2 separate regions of the Homo sapiens genome follow, and region 2 is linked to region 1. The links are chromatin contacts, found by Hi-C or POLR2A ChIA-PET in ENCODE. All regions are on one chromosome and are shown on one strand. The core of a region is the stretch at or near the end of the contact, and the rest is flanking DNA. Distances in the headings are between cores, read along the strand shown.

What was found. A loop is a pair of places that touch in the nucleus more often than their neighbours do. ChIA-PET counts read pairs that join two places held with the same protein, here RNA polymerase II (POLR2A). Pooled maps may share reads with other maps.
Region 2: a pooled map shows a loop between it and region 1 (2.4-fold over the local background). The contact joins the promoter of PXN here to the promoter of COQ5 in region 1. A Hi-C loop is called at or near these places in 4 of 50 pooled maps. POLR2A ChIA-PET finds 5 or more read pairs at or near these places in 3 of 52 experiments (PC-3, WTC11 and activated CD4-positive, alpha-beta T cell).

Annotation. Positions count from the first base shown.
Region 1 is chr12:120,524,237-120,530,796 of GRCh38, reverse strand. It overlaps COQ5 (coenzyme Q5, methyltransferase), which reads left to right and starts at 1,639. Exons shown (of 7, transcript NM_032314.4): 1 at 1,639-1,857. The coding sequence starts at 1,656. RefSeq lists enhancers at 1,303-1,762, 1,109-1,878, 1,879-2,649.
Region 2 is chr12:120,263,548-120,270,081 of GRCh38, reverse strand. It overlaps PXN (paxillin), which reads left to right and starts at 4,352. Exons shown (of 15, transcript NM_001385981.1): 1 at 4,352-4,465. The coding sequence starts at 4,453. RefSeq lists silencers at 4,045-4,324, 4,485-4,634.

The sequences.
Region 1 (6,560 bases), core at 390-2,889:
GTCCTTGTCCTACTTCACTTTTTACAGGTTTTCCTCCACATATCATATGAAATAAGAGAACAGTGAAATACTGTTGGTCTGGATACTTAATCTGATGTGCAGAAGGAACAGCCCTAAATCCTGAGATCCATTCTTTTATATAACTAGATATGGAAGATATAAGATTCTTTGATGAGACTTTATTTATTTATTTATTTATTTATTTATTTATTTTTGAGATGGAGTCTGGCTCTGTCACCCAGGCTTGAGTGCAGTGGTGCAATCTCAGCTCACTGCAACCAGTGACTCCTGGGTTGAAGGGATTCTCCTGCTTCAACCTCCTGAATAGCTGGGACTACAGGTGTGCACCACCATGCCTGGCTGATTTTTGTATTTTAGTAGAGACGGGGTTTCACCATGTTAGCCATGCTGGTCTCGAACTCCTGACCTCATGCAATCCGCCCACCTCGGGCTCCCAAAGTGTTGGGATTACAGGCGTGAGCCACCGCACCCAGCCACTTAATTTCTTTTAACAAAGACATGAGAATTATGAATACATGGATGAATCATTTCGCCCTTGTATCCTTCCTTTTTTTTTTCTCATCACTATACCAACGAGGACCTTCTATCATTCTTAAAATAAAAGAGAAAGAAACAGAAATCCCAGCGCAGTACTTCCCAAACGAAAGCGGTTAGGTGTCCATCTGTCAGGCTATATTAAACCAGGAAGAGAATTTTCATTTCAAAACAGTTTCTTCTATTGGCGCTTTCTCCTCGTGAAATATTTACAGGAAACATACATTTAAAATGGAATGAAAGCAGAAACATACAGTAATCCAAGCAAAACTCAACAACGTCCGTTCTTTATTTTGCACAAGACGGTCTGCATTACCCTTGCCATTAAAAAAAGACTGAAAATCTGGGGCTGAAGTAAAACACCCATGACATGCCACCTGGAGCTAGGAATGTAGCTTTGTGTCAGCAGGAGACCAAGTGTGAGTGGTGGTTCTGGCTTGCTAAGTGGATACCAGAGCTTTCGTTCCCATTTATGAGCTTCCTAGGTTCATAAAACGGACAGAACAAAGAAGTCTGTCCTATGTTTATTTTTCAGAGTAGTGTAACATATGTTTCTCAAGAATGGTCTGCATCTTTAGCATCAGAATCGCCAGAGAAATTTGTTTAAATAGAGATTAAAGGGATATAGGTCAGATCAAAATCTCTGGTAGTTGGGGACCCAGGAATCTTCATTTTAAAACGTAAACCAAGTGATTCTTACGCTCAACAAAGTGTGCAGGAATTGGCCCGTGATCTTGGCTTTTTAACCACACCATGCCTCAATTTCCCCCTTCTGCACAAGACAACAAGAGTTCCTGGATATCTTGCGAGTTAGTACTTTTCTGCCTAGCCGGATTCAGAGACATGGCCGCTAAGAGGTGACCCGGGGCTCCCCTGAGATCCCCTGATTCCTGGTGAATTGTAAATTCAATTTGAGAAGAGAGAGAGGAAGGGATTTCCGATACTTAGAGACCACCCTTTGGATCCTAGAGATAATGCCGGCACAACTGTGTATCAGATTTCAGGGCGCGTTCGGCTAATAATGTTGCCGGCCAGCCGCCGTCGTTCGTGGAGTGACGCAACAAGGCGTACTCTCTGGCCGTTGTCACTCGACTACCAAGATGGCGGCCCCCGGGAGCTGTGCTCTATGGAGCTATTGCGGCCGTGGGTGGTCGCGGGCGATGCGGGGCTGCCAGCTCCTCGGGCTTCGTAGCTCTTGGCCCGGGGACCTACTAAGTGCTCGGCTCTTGTCCCAAGAGAAGCGGGCAGCGGAAACGCACTTTGGGTTTGAGACTGTGTCGGAAGAGGAGAAGGGGGGCAAAGGTGAAAGGGGCGAGAGGGCGGATGGGAGGGATCTGACCGTCCATGGTCTGGTTTCTTCTGGCCAGTTAGGGTTGATTTAACATCCAATTAGTTCCAGTGTTGTTGTCTGTGCAGTTATGATTTTTTTTTTTTTTGGAGACAGAATTTCGCTCTTGTTGCCCACACTGGAGTGCAATGGTCCGATCTTGGCTCACTGCAACCTCCGCCTCCCGGGTTCAAGCGATTCTCCTGCCTCAGCTTCCCGAGTAGCTGGGATTACAGGCGCCCGCCAGCACGCCCGGCTAACTTTTTTGTATTCTTACTAGAGATGGGGTTTCACCAGGCTGGTCTCGAACTCCTGACCTCAGGTGATTCGCCTGCCTCGGCCTCCCAAAGTGCTGGGATTACAGGCGTGAGCCACCGCGCCCAGCCAGACGCCCCCTTTTTAAAAGCAGAATACTGATGACTAAATCCCATCAACTGAGCGTTTGTGATGTGCCAGGCAACGTACAGACATTATTTTCAATTCTCATTTTCAACATTCCAGTAGTGGGTATTGTTATTACCATATTACACGTGAGGAAATTGAGACTTAAAGGTTAAGCAAGAAGTTGCCCAGTTGAACATATCAGTAAGTGGCGGAACCAGTATTCAAACCCAGTTTAATCTGAGTCTGAAGCCCCCGTTCTTTACCTCTAGAGAAAAATAGGGGTTTTTTTGGTTGTTTTTATTTATTTATTTATTTATTTATTTATTTTGAGACGGAGTTTCGCTCTTGTTGCCCAGGCTGGAGTGCAATGGCGCAATATGGGCTCACTGCAACCTCAGCCTCCTAGGTTCAAGCGATCCTCCTGCCTCAGCCTCCTGAGTAGCTGGGATTACAGGCATCTGCCACTGTGCCCTGCTAATTTTTGTATTTTCAGTAGAGACGGGGTTTCTTTTTTTTTTTTTTTTTTTTTTTTTTTTTTTTTTGAGACTGAGTCTCTCTCTGTCACCCCCAGGCTGGAAGGCAGTGGCGCGATCTCGGCTCACTGCAAGCTCCGCCTCCTGGCTTCACGCCATTCTCCTGCCTCAGCCTCCCGAGTAGCTGGGACTACAGGGGCCCGCCACCATGCCCGGCTAATTTTTTGTATTTTTTTTTTAGTACAGACAGGGTTTCACCATGTTAGCCAGGATGGTCTGGATCTCCTGACCTCGTGATCCACCTGCCTCGGCCTCCCAAAGTGCTGGGATTACAGGCATGAGCCACCACACCGGCCAATGTATAATCAACATTTTACAATGTATAATCAATGTATAATCAACATTTCACACAGTGGCAAGCAAGGAAGAAGTTAACTACTGAACTAAATATGAATTCCAGATTGGGGACTGAGATTGCAGTACAGACAGTCCTCGCTGTGCACAGTAATGCAAGACTGTGAAAATGTGCAAGCTGAAGTCATACACAATGACCTTAATCAATGGGAAAAATTAGAATTGTTTTATGACCTTTAAAAATTATCAACCATCAAAAACCCTGTCAGTTATAAATGTATAGTGAAATGAAAAAATATATACTGAAGTTGATATTTATTTACAGCCAGGTGCGATGGTTCACACCTGTAATCCCAGCACTTTGGGAGGCCGAGGTAGGCACTTGAAGTCAGGAGTTCGAGACCAGCCTGGCCAACGTGGTGAAACCTCATCTCTACTAAAAATACAAAAAAAATTAGCCAAGCATGGTGACGCACGCCTGTAATCACAGCTAATTAGGAGGCTGAGGCAGGCAAATTTCTTGAACCTGGGAGGTGGACGTTGCAGTGATCTGAGATTGTGCCACTGCACTCTAGCCTGGGCGACACAGTGAGACTGTCTCAAAAACAAAGAAAAAAAATTCTAATAAAAAATTAGAAACCTTGAGAATTAAATTCTTTTATTTCCTTGTAAAAAAATTGCCAAGAGTAGGCTGGGCGCAGTGGCTCACGCCTGTAATCCCAGCACTTTGAGAGGCCGAGGCGGGTGGATCATGAGGTCAGGAGATTGAGACCATCCTGGCTAACACGGTGAAACTCCGTCTCTACTAAAAATACAAAAAAATTAGCCGGGCATGGTGGCGGGCGCCTGTAGTCCCAGCTACTCCGGAGGCTGAGGCAGGAGAATGGCATGAACCCGGGAGGAGGAGCTTGCAGTGAGCCGAGATCCTGCCACTACACTCCAGCCTGGGCGACAGAGCAAGACTCTGTCTCAAAAAAAAAAAAAAAAAAAAAAAAAAAAAAAAAATTGCCAAGAGTAGTTTGAGCACTATTTGCCACCTTCTTGTCGTATGAAATATCTTTTCTATGCCTTGGCAAATTGCCATATTTCTTTCTAAGTTTTTATCTACTTCTGATATTTTATCCTTTGTGCTTTCAATGTTATGAAATACCTCCAAGAACTCCTTTAATGTGAAAGTTTTTGCTGGCATCACTTCTTCTGGGACATCTTCAACCTTTTTGTCACAGCTCCATTTCTTGTTCATGTTGGTAAGTTCATCTTCCTGCAGTTCCTCTGGCTGTATGTCTAGAGTCTCTCCAGTGGCAGCAGTGTCAATATTCCCACAGTCATCTATTTCTCCTATAACTCCACTGACACTCAATTTGAATTTCACTTCCAGCATTATCAGCATTTTCATTTTTGTTGCTCAATTCCCTCTTTCATTTATCCAGTTATGCCACGTGTGCTTTATCACTGAAAGATAAAGAGGCAATACAAGTACATGCTTTACTGTCTGTGAACTGAGTAACTGATGCAGTGACCAGTCACCTAAAGTCTGGGAAAGAAGTGCGTGATTGGTTGCTGAACATGTTGTGTATCTGTTATTTACATAGTGATTTGTAGGCTAAAGAATGTATTTTATGTAATTACTCATATTTAATATACCATTGTACTTGAATTGTGGTATTGGGTGACTGGTGTTGTTTAGCTAAACCACAGTAACTGAAATTCATGCATATTGGAACATGCAAAGCCAGGACTATTTGCTTATTTATTTATTTATTTATATTTATTTTTTTGGAGATGGAGTCTCGCTCTGTCGCCCAGGCTGGAGTGCGGTGGCACGATCTCAGCTCACTGTAAGCTCCGCCTCCCAGGTTCATGCCATTCTCCTGCCTCAGCCTCCCGAGTAGCTGGGACTACAGGCGCCCACCACCACGCCCAGCTAGTTTTTTTGTATTTTTAGTAGAGATGGAGTTTCACTGTGTTAGCTAGGATGGTCTCGATCTCTGGACCTCGTGATCCCCCCGCCTCAGCCTCCCAAAGTTCTGGGATTATAGGCATGAGCCACTGCGCCCAGCCTTGTTTATTTATTTTTGAGACAAGTTCTCACTATGCTGCCCAGGCTGGGGTACAATGTCTATTCACAGGCACAATCATAGCACACTGCAGCCTTGAACTCCTGGGTTCAAGCAGTCCTCTCCCATTAGCCCCCCGAGTAGCTGGCACTCCAGGTGTGTGCCACCATGCCAGCAAGGAGGACTATTTATACCGAGTGGGGTTAGCCTTAGTGTCCCCCAGACACCCCAAAAGATGCTCAAAAGAGCAGGCTGGGCGTGGTGGCTCACGCCTGTAATCCCAGTACTTTGGGAGGCTGAGGTGGGCAGATCATGAGGTCAGGAGTTTGAGACCAGCTGGCCAACATGGTGAAACCCCATCTCTACTAAAAATACAAAAATTAGCCAGGCATGGTGGCAAGTGCCTGTAATCGTAGCTATTCGGGAGGCTGAGGCAGGAGAATCACTTGAACCTAGAAGGAGGAGGTTGCAGTGAGCCGAGATTGCGCCACTGTACCCCAGCCTGGGCGACAGAGCTAGACGCCGTCTCAAAAACAAAAGTCCGGGCACGGTGGCTCACACCTGTGATCCTAACACTTTGGGAAGCCAAGGCGGGCAGATCTGAGGTTAGGAGATCGAGACTATCCTGGCTAGCAGTGAAACCCCATCTCTACTAAAAATACAACAGATTAGCTGGGCATGGTGGCACGTGCCTGTAGTCCCAGCTACTTGGGAGGCTGAGCCAGGAGAATTGCCGGGAGGCGGAGGTTACAGTGAGCCAAGATCACGCCACTGCACTCCAGCCTGGGTGACAGAGCAAGACTCCGTCCCAAAAAAAATTTAAAAAAAAAAAAGGAAAGAGCGCACTTGGAAATCCGAAGGTTGAGAATAGGCGTTGAAGTTTGAGTTAAAGGCGGGCTCTGTAGTCTGATTCAGCAGAAGAGAGTCATGTTTTCAATCTGTGTAGCACATTTCATCTGAGGAACTCAAAGCATCTCCTCTTCATTATCCAATTCAGCCTTCTGGCAGGGAGATAGGGAGCTGGCACTGATATAGCCGTCTTACGGGCAGAGAAACTGAGGTGAAAAACAGTTAAATGTAACTTTAAGGCCGGGCGTGGTGGCTCACGCCTATAATCCTAGCACTTTGGGAGGCCGAGGCGGGCGGATCACGAGGTCAGGAGATCGAGACCATCCTGGCTAGCATGGTGAAACCCCGTCTCTACTAAAAATACAAAAAATTAGCTGGGCGTGGTGGCGAGTGCCTGTAGTCCCAGCTACTTGGGAGGCTGAGGCAGGAGAATGGCGTGAACCCGGGAGGCAGAGCTTGCAGTGAGCCGAGATCGCGCCACTGCACTGCAGCCTGGGCGACAGAGCGAGACTCCGTCTCAAAAAAAAAAAAATGTAACTTTAAAGGGAAACACTTCTGAGA
Region 2 (6,534 bases), core at 3,103-5,602, 260 kb after region 1:
CTCTTGTAAGCCAGGCTGGATCTTGGCCCACTGCAACTTCCGCCTCCCGGGTTCAAGCGATTCTCCTGACTCAGCCTCCCAAGTAGCTGGGATTACAGGCATGTGCCACCACACCTAGCTAATTTTGTATATTTAGTAGAGATGGGGTTTCACCATGTTGGTCAGGCTGGTCTCAAACTCTTGACCTGAGGTAATCCACCCATCTTGGCCTCCCAAAGTGCTGGGATTACAGGCATGAGCCACCGTGCCTGGCCTGTTTCTTTTATTTTTTTAAAGATATTTTTTAGAGAGGAGGTCTTGCTAGTTTCCCAGTTTGGACTCAAACTCCTAAACTCAAGCAATCCTCCTGCCTCAGTATCCCATGTAGGTGGGACTACAGGCATATGCCATTGCACTTGGCTAAAAAAGTTTTGATTGGGCCGGGCGCGGCGGCTCACACATGCAATCCCAGCACTTTGGGAGGTGAGGCAGGTGGGATCACCTGAGGTCAGGAGTTCAAGACCAGCCTGGCCCACATGGTGAAACCCCATCTCTACTTAAAGAAATGCAAAAATTGGCCAGGCGCGGTGGCTCACGCCTGTAATCCCAGCACTTTGAGAGGCCGAGATGGGCGGATCACGAGGTCAGGAGATCGAGACCATCCTAGCTAACACGGTGAAACCCCGTCTCTACTAAAAATAGAAAAAATTAGCTGGGCGTGGTGGCGGGCGCCTGTAGTCCCAGCTACTTGGGAGGCTGAGGCAGGAGAATGGCATGAACCTGGGAGGCAGAGCGTGCAGTGAGCCGAGATCGCGCCACCGCACTCCAGCCTGGGCGACAGAGCAAGACTCCGTCTCAAAAAAAAAAAAAAAAACAAAAACAAAAATTAGTCGGGTGTGATAGCGGGTGCCTGTAATCCTAGCTACTCAGGAGGCTGAGGCAGGAGAATCACTTGAACCCGGGAGGCAGAGGTTGCAGTGAGCTGAGATCATGCCGCTGCACTCCACCCTGGGCGACAGAGTGAGACTCTGTCTCAAAAAAAAGAAAGAAAAAAAAGAAAAGTTTTGATTGCATATCCGGCTTGCATTCTGTTTCTTTTCTCTCTCTTTCTTTCCTTCCTTCCTTCCTTCCATCCTTCCTTCCTTCCTTTCTTCCTTCCTTCCTTCTTTCTTTCTTTGTTTTTTTTTTTGACAGAGTCTCACTCTGTCGCGCAGGCAGGAGTGCAGTGGCACAGTCTCGACTCACTGCAACCTCCGTCTCCTGGGTTCAGGTGATTCTCCTGCCTCAGCCTCCTGAGCAGCTGGAATTACCGGTGCACACCACTATGCCCAGCTAATTTATATATTTTTAGTAGAGATGGTGTTTCGCCATGTCGGCCAGGCTGGTCTCGAACTCCTGACCTCAAGTGATCCGCCCGCCTTGGCCTTCCAAAGTGCTGGGATTACAGGTGTGAGCCTGGTCGAGTTCTGTTTCTATTGCTGAGTGAAGAGTGTTATTTTGTGGTGACAAGGACCATTCTAAGTACTAGGTGTGTCGTTTCTTATTTAGTCCTATGAGGACTCTGAGAGGTAGCTACTATTAACCTTTCTATAGGGGAAGAAACTGAGGCACAGAGTAAATTGCCCAAGATGAACCACTAGCAAGAAGTCAGCAGGGTTGTCCATCTGCTCTGTCAATGTCGTTTAATCTTTAGGAAGAATGAAAAAACCTGATTGATTTTATCAAATGCAAGGGACTGAATGTTCATATCCTTGAAAATTCATATGTTGAAATCTAATCTCAATTCGATAGTGTTAGGAGGTGAGGCCTGACAGGTGATTAGGTCATGAGGGCAGGGCCCTCATGAAAGAGATTAGTTAGTGCCTTTATTAAAGGGACCCTCTTTGAGCCGTGTGAGGGTACAAAAAGTCAACAGTCTGCAACCCAGAAGAGGGCCCTCACCAGAACCTGACTGTGCTGGCACCCTGATCTTGAACTTTCAGCCTCCAAAACTGTGAAAAAATAATTTCTGTTGTTTATAAGTCACTCGGTCTACAGTATTTTGTTGTAGCAGCCTGAACTAGACACCAAGTTTAATTGCTGTGGGGTGAGAGTCCAAGGGAAGAAGGAAGCCAGGGAGGAAATGGGGGTTTAGGAATGATTTACATGAGGAAATCCCTGGCAGGGACCTGAGTGTTCGAGTGCACCAGCACTCAACTCTGAAGCTTCAGTTCTCTTTAGAACTCTGCATAGCAATGGGAAACTTGCCCATTCAATGGGTGCCTCGCATTTCCAGACCACACAGCTTTGAAAAAGAAAGGTTTTAGACCTTTGGAGAAGTGGACAAGCGTATGCCCTGGGGTTGGTCTAAGTTGTTAGCAGTTTCACTTAGCCGTTTCATAACCAGGCCTTGGCATAAGCCTCCCCAGGTTCAAATCTCAGTTTCCTTACTTATTAGCTGTATGACCTGGAGTAATTCAACCTCTGACTCTCAACTCTTCCAGCTGTAAAAGGGGCTAACAATGCTCATCTCCTAGGCTTGTGGTCAGTATTAAATGTCTTGTCTACAGACCTTTGCACATGCTGTTCCACACAGCTGGGAGTGGGGCGAGGCTACTCATCCTTCATGCTAACCACTTTGCTCTTTTGCGTGCACCTTTAGATTCAAGAAGGTAGACATCATGTTAGTCTTATTCATCATCCCAGCCTACGCAACAAAGCAAGACTGTGTCTTAAAAACACAAAAACAGGCTGGGCGTGGTGGCTCACACCTGTAATCCCAGCACTTTGGGAGGCTGAGGGGGGCGGATCACCTGAAGTCAGGAGTTCAAGACCAGCCTGGCCAACATGGTGAAACCCTGTCTCTACTAAAAATACAAAAATTAGCCAGGCATGGTAGTACACGCCTGTAATCCCACCAGGAGGCAGGAGATCACCTGAGATCAGGAGTTCAAGACCAGCCTGGCCAACATGGTGAAACCCCATCTCTACTAAAAATACAAAAATTAGCCAGGCATGGTGGTATGCGCCTGTAATCCCAGCAGGAGGCAGGAGAATCACTTGAACCTGGGAGGCGGAGGTTGCAGTGAGCTGAGATTGCACCACTGCACTCCAACCTGGGCGACAGATTGGGACTCCATCTCAAACAAAAACAAAAACACAAAAACTAAAACAAAATAGAGGTATGTGCAAGATGCTGGAAAACCACGCAATAGAGTGTTTGAGGAACAGTCTTTGGTCTTGAATTTATTATAGGAGAATGTGGCAGCCACAGAAGCTGCTTGGATCTGCCTTTATAAAATGACTGAACATGGTGGGAGCATTGGAACCCGGATACTTCTGCCCAAGGAGACTTCTCATTTTTTTTGTCCTGGAATTCCCTGATGGGTTGACCTGTTTGTCAGATCTGAGTCTCCTTGCCCAACCCTGCTTATTTCCCCTTCTCTGTCACGGGCATTACCCCTAGCTTTATCTCAGCATCTCATCTGCTTTCTGGAGGACCTGATCTGACCCAGAAGGCCTGGATTCTTGAGGGACAAGGGGAACTCGAAGCTGTACTTGCAGAGCAGTTTTATATAAAATCCACAAACTGCCATCACCCATCCCAACGGGTAGGGAAGTACCTCTAGGAGGATTAATTTAGAGAATAGCTATATAGTGTCTGTCTATTCAGACACTCAATAAATGGTAGTTGTTATTATTACCCAATTTCCGAGTGTGTGGGAGCACTGGGTGTGACTTTCCTGTAGTTTTCCCTTTAATGTCTAATCTGGGGACCCCTCTGCCCCATGCAGTTTTGGAAAAGTGTCTAGGGAGGGTGGCTGTGTGGAAGTAATATTAAGAGAGATGGAACCACACAGGTATTGGGTTTGGGCCAGAAAGGGTGAACTGCGAGCTGCACTGCCATTGATCCAGAGGACGACCCCAGGAAAGGTCAGCCACGGGCTCCGGGCCTTGCCTGGTACTGATTTATGGTCCTCCTGGGTGGTGACCTACAGGTGACAGACGGACAGGTGGGCAAAACTGACTGTCCAGTGGACAGGCATGTGATGACCCAGTGGCTGACGAATGCACAGACACATGGCTGACTGTGGACGGATTTGTCATCCGCAGGGTCAGGCAAGTGACTTTGAGAGGGACAGAAAGATGGATGGGAGTGGCTGGAGGCCTGGGAGCCGCCCACCTGCCCGCTTAGCCGCGAGGGGGCGCCACCGCCCCGCCCAGCGACGCCCACTGCCCGGGCTCTTGGCGGGGGCGGGACCAGCGTGCGCAGGGGGCGGGGCCAGCAAGCTCGCGGGGGTGTCCGGGGGCGGGGCGCGCGTGCACAGGGGGCGGCCGGGGGCGGGGCGCGCGGCGGGCGCGGGCGCGGGCGCGCGCGGCGGCGGCGCGTTCCGTTCCGGGCCGAGGCTCGCGGCGGAAAAGTTGCGGGGCATAGACGAGCGGCCCCGGGACGGGCAGCTAGCGCGACCCTGAGCCGGCGCCCGTGGTCCGGCCATGGACGACCTCGGTGAGTGAGCGGGAGGCCGAGGGAGGAGGAGGCGAGAGGCGCGCAGCTTGGGGCCAGGAGGGCGCCAGCGAGCGGCAGGGGCCGCGGGATCCCACCCTCGGCGGCCCCGGCCTCAGCTCCTGTCCCTGCCGGCCGGGGCTCCGCGGGGCTGGGATCCCTAACCGGGCCTTAGTCTCGGGCCAGGCCGGCCCCGGCACCGACCGCACAGCAGCGACCCCCCGTCTGGGACGGCTTCACCTCTGGACCCCCGACCTCGGGGACCCATCACCATCTCCCAGAAGGGCCCCAGGGACCAGCCCGCCCCTCAGGGACCCACCCCGTCCGCTGCAGGGACGAGACTTCCTGCGGCAGACCACCTCGTCAGCTACGGGACCCTCACCTCGCAGACCTCTCCCCACCCCCACCTCACAGATCGACCGCCCAACTCGGGGAGCAGCTGCCCGATCTCATGGGCTGCTCCCTCATTTCCTCGACCTGCTCCCCGTCCCTCCAGGGCCGCCCCCCACTTCACAGACTAGCACCCCCCTTCAGGGATAACCCCTCGGAGCCCACCCCTTTCATTTCACAAGTCAGATGCAAAAGCTAGAGATGAGCGTGTGATGACCACACCCCCATTTCAAAGACAAGTTTCCCAGTCTGCCTGCTCTTCTGACCCCCCACTTCAAATCTGGTCACCCCGTTTCAAGGACCCATCACTCATTTTCTCTCACTGACCTCCCCGCTCTGTGGACCAGCCCCTCAATTCACAGACCAGTCCGTCTACCATGGTATCTAAGTCTAGAACGGTAATTTGGGAGTCCTGATTCTCTCCCCACCCCTAGATTCTGGTGAAATGCCAGGGGAATGAGGTGGAAGGTGGGCCCCAAGGTATGACCATCCCTGAACGTGTCCTGGCTAGCAGAGTCCCCTCCACCCTCTCTGCGTCAGGCCCTGCTGGAAGCCACGCAGGTGAAAGAGGACAGGATGCCCAGAACAGAGTTTTACTGTTTTCCTGTTATTGGAGCCCCAAGGCTACTCTTTTCAGTCCAGTCTTGATCTGGTGTTAGGGGAAAGAAAGTATCTCCTGGAAGCCGACTCTAAACCCAAGGGGGTTGGTGCCAGGGTTCTAGGAATGCCTTGGGTGGCGTGAACGCAGGAGTGGGAGGATTCGCTGTCTCTCCCTCCCCTTCACGCCTGTAGCTGGAGGGCCCTGAGCTTGGGAGGTGAGGAGGGGGGCAACGTTTCTTCTCTGCAGGAGCCTTGTCTTTCCTCTCTGGACTGTGGGTGGCTTGTGTGACCACTGATGCTTCCTCTGTCCCAGGCTCTGAGGAGTAGATTCAGCAGACAGGACTGATGGACCTCTACCAAGCAGCGCCGGGCACTAAGTTAAGACTGGCTATTTGTAGGTGCTGGACTTGACTGCTTCCCTCCAGCTTCCTTTTGGGATCAGGGTGCCCCTGAGATCCTGGAGCTGGGGTTGGTGTAGGGTCCTGCCTGTTTTGCAGAGTGAGATGGCTGCCAAGCGTGGTTCTGCCTTTGGGTCAGGCTTGGCACCCATTTTTCCAGTGTGCTCAAGGTTGGCATGGCTTCCAGGCAGGTATTTTTTTTTTTCACATAAAAATAGCTCAGCTGGAAGGAGGCTGGGGGATGTTCTTTGAACCAGGATCTAAGAGTCTGAGTGCTTTCCCAGTGGGAACTGGGAGCAAAGTTACAGTTTCTAAAGTGCTGGTGCAGTTCTGTTGCTTCTCGGCAGTCCCCGTGCTGTTTCAAGGACTGAGAAAGTCTTTGTAGAGCTCGCCATCGAAATCTGGAATTCCTGTCTTCTGACAGTCTTCCATTTAGGGCCAGGAAACTGAGTTCTGAAAGGAAAGAGAGTACTGTATACGGGAGAGGGGATTGTAGGGATTTAAATTGCTGTTTGTGGAGTACTTCCCTCTACCTCGATTTGTGATATCCTCACAACAACCCTTTTATCAGATTCCACCTTAAAGCCAATGCTGTCATGACCACCTGCCTTTTTACAGATTGAGAAAGCCGAGACGAAGAGAGGCTGATTCTCTTGCCCAAGGCTGCACAGCCATGAAATGACA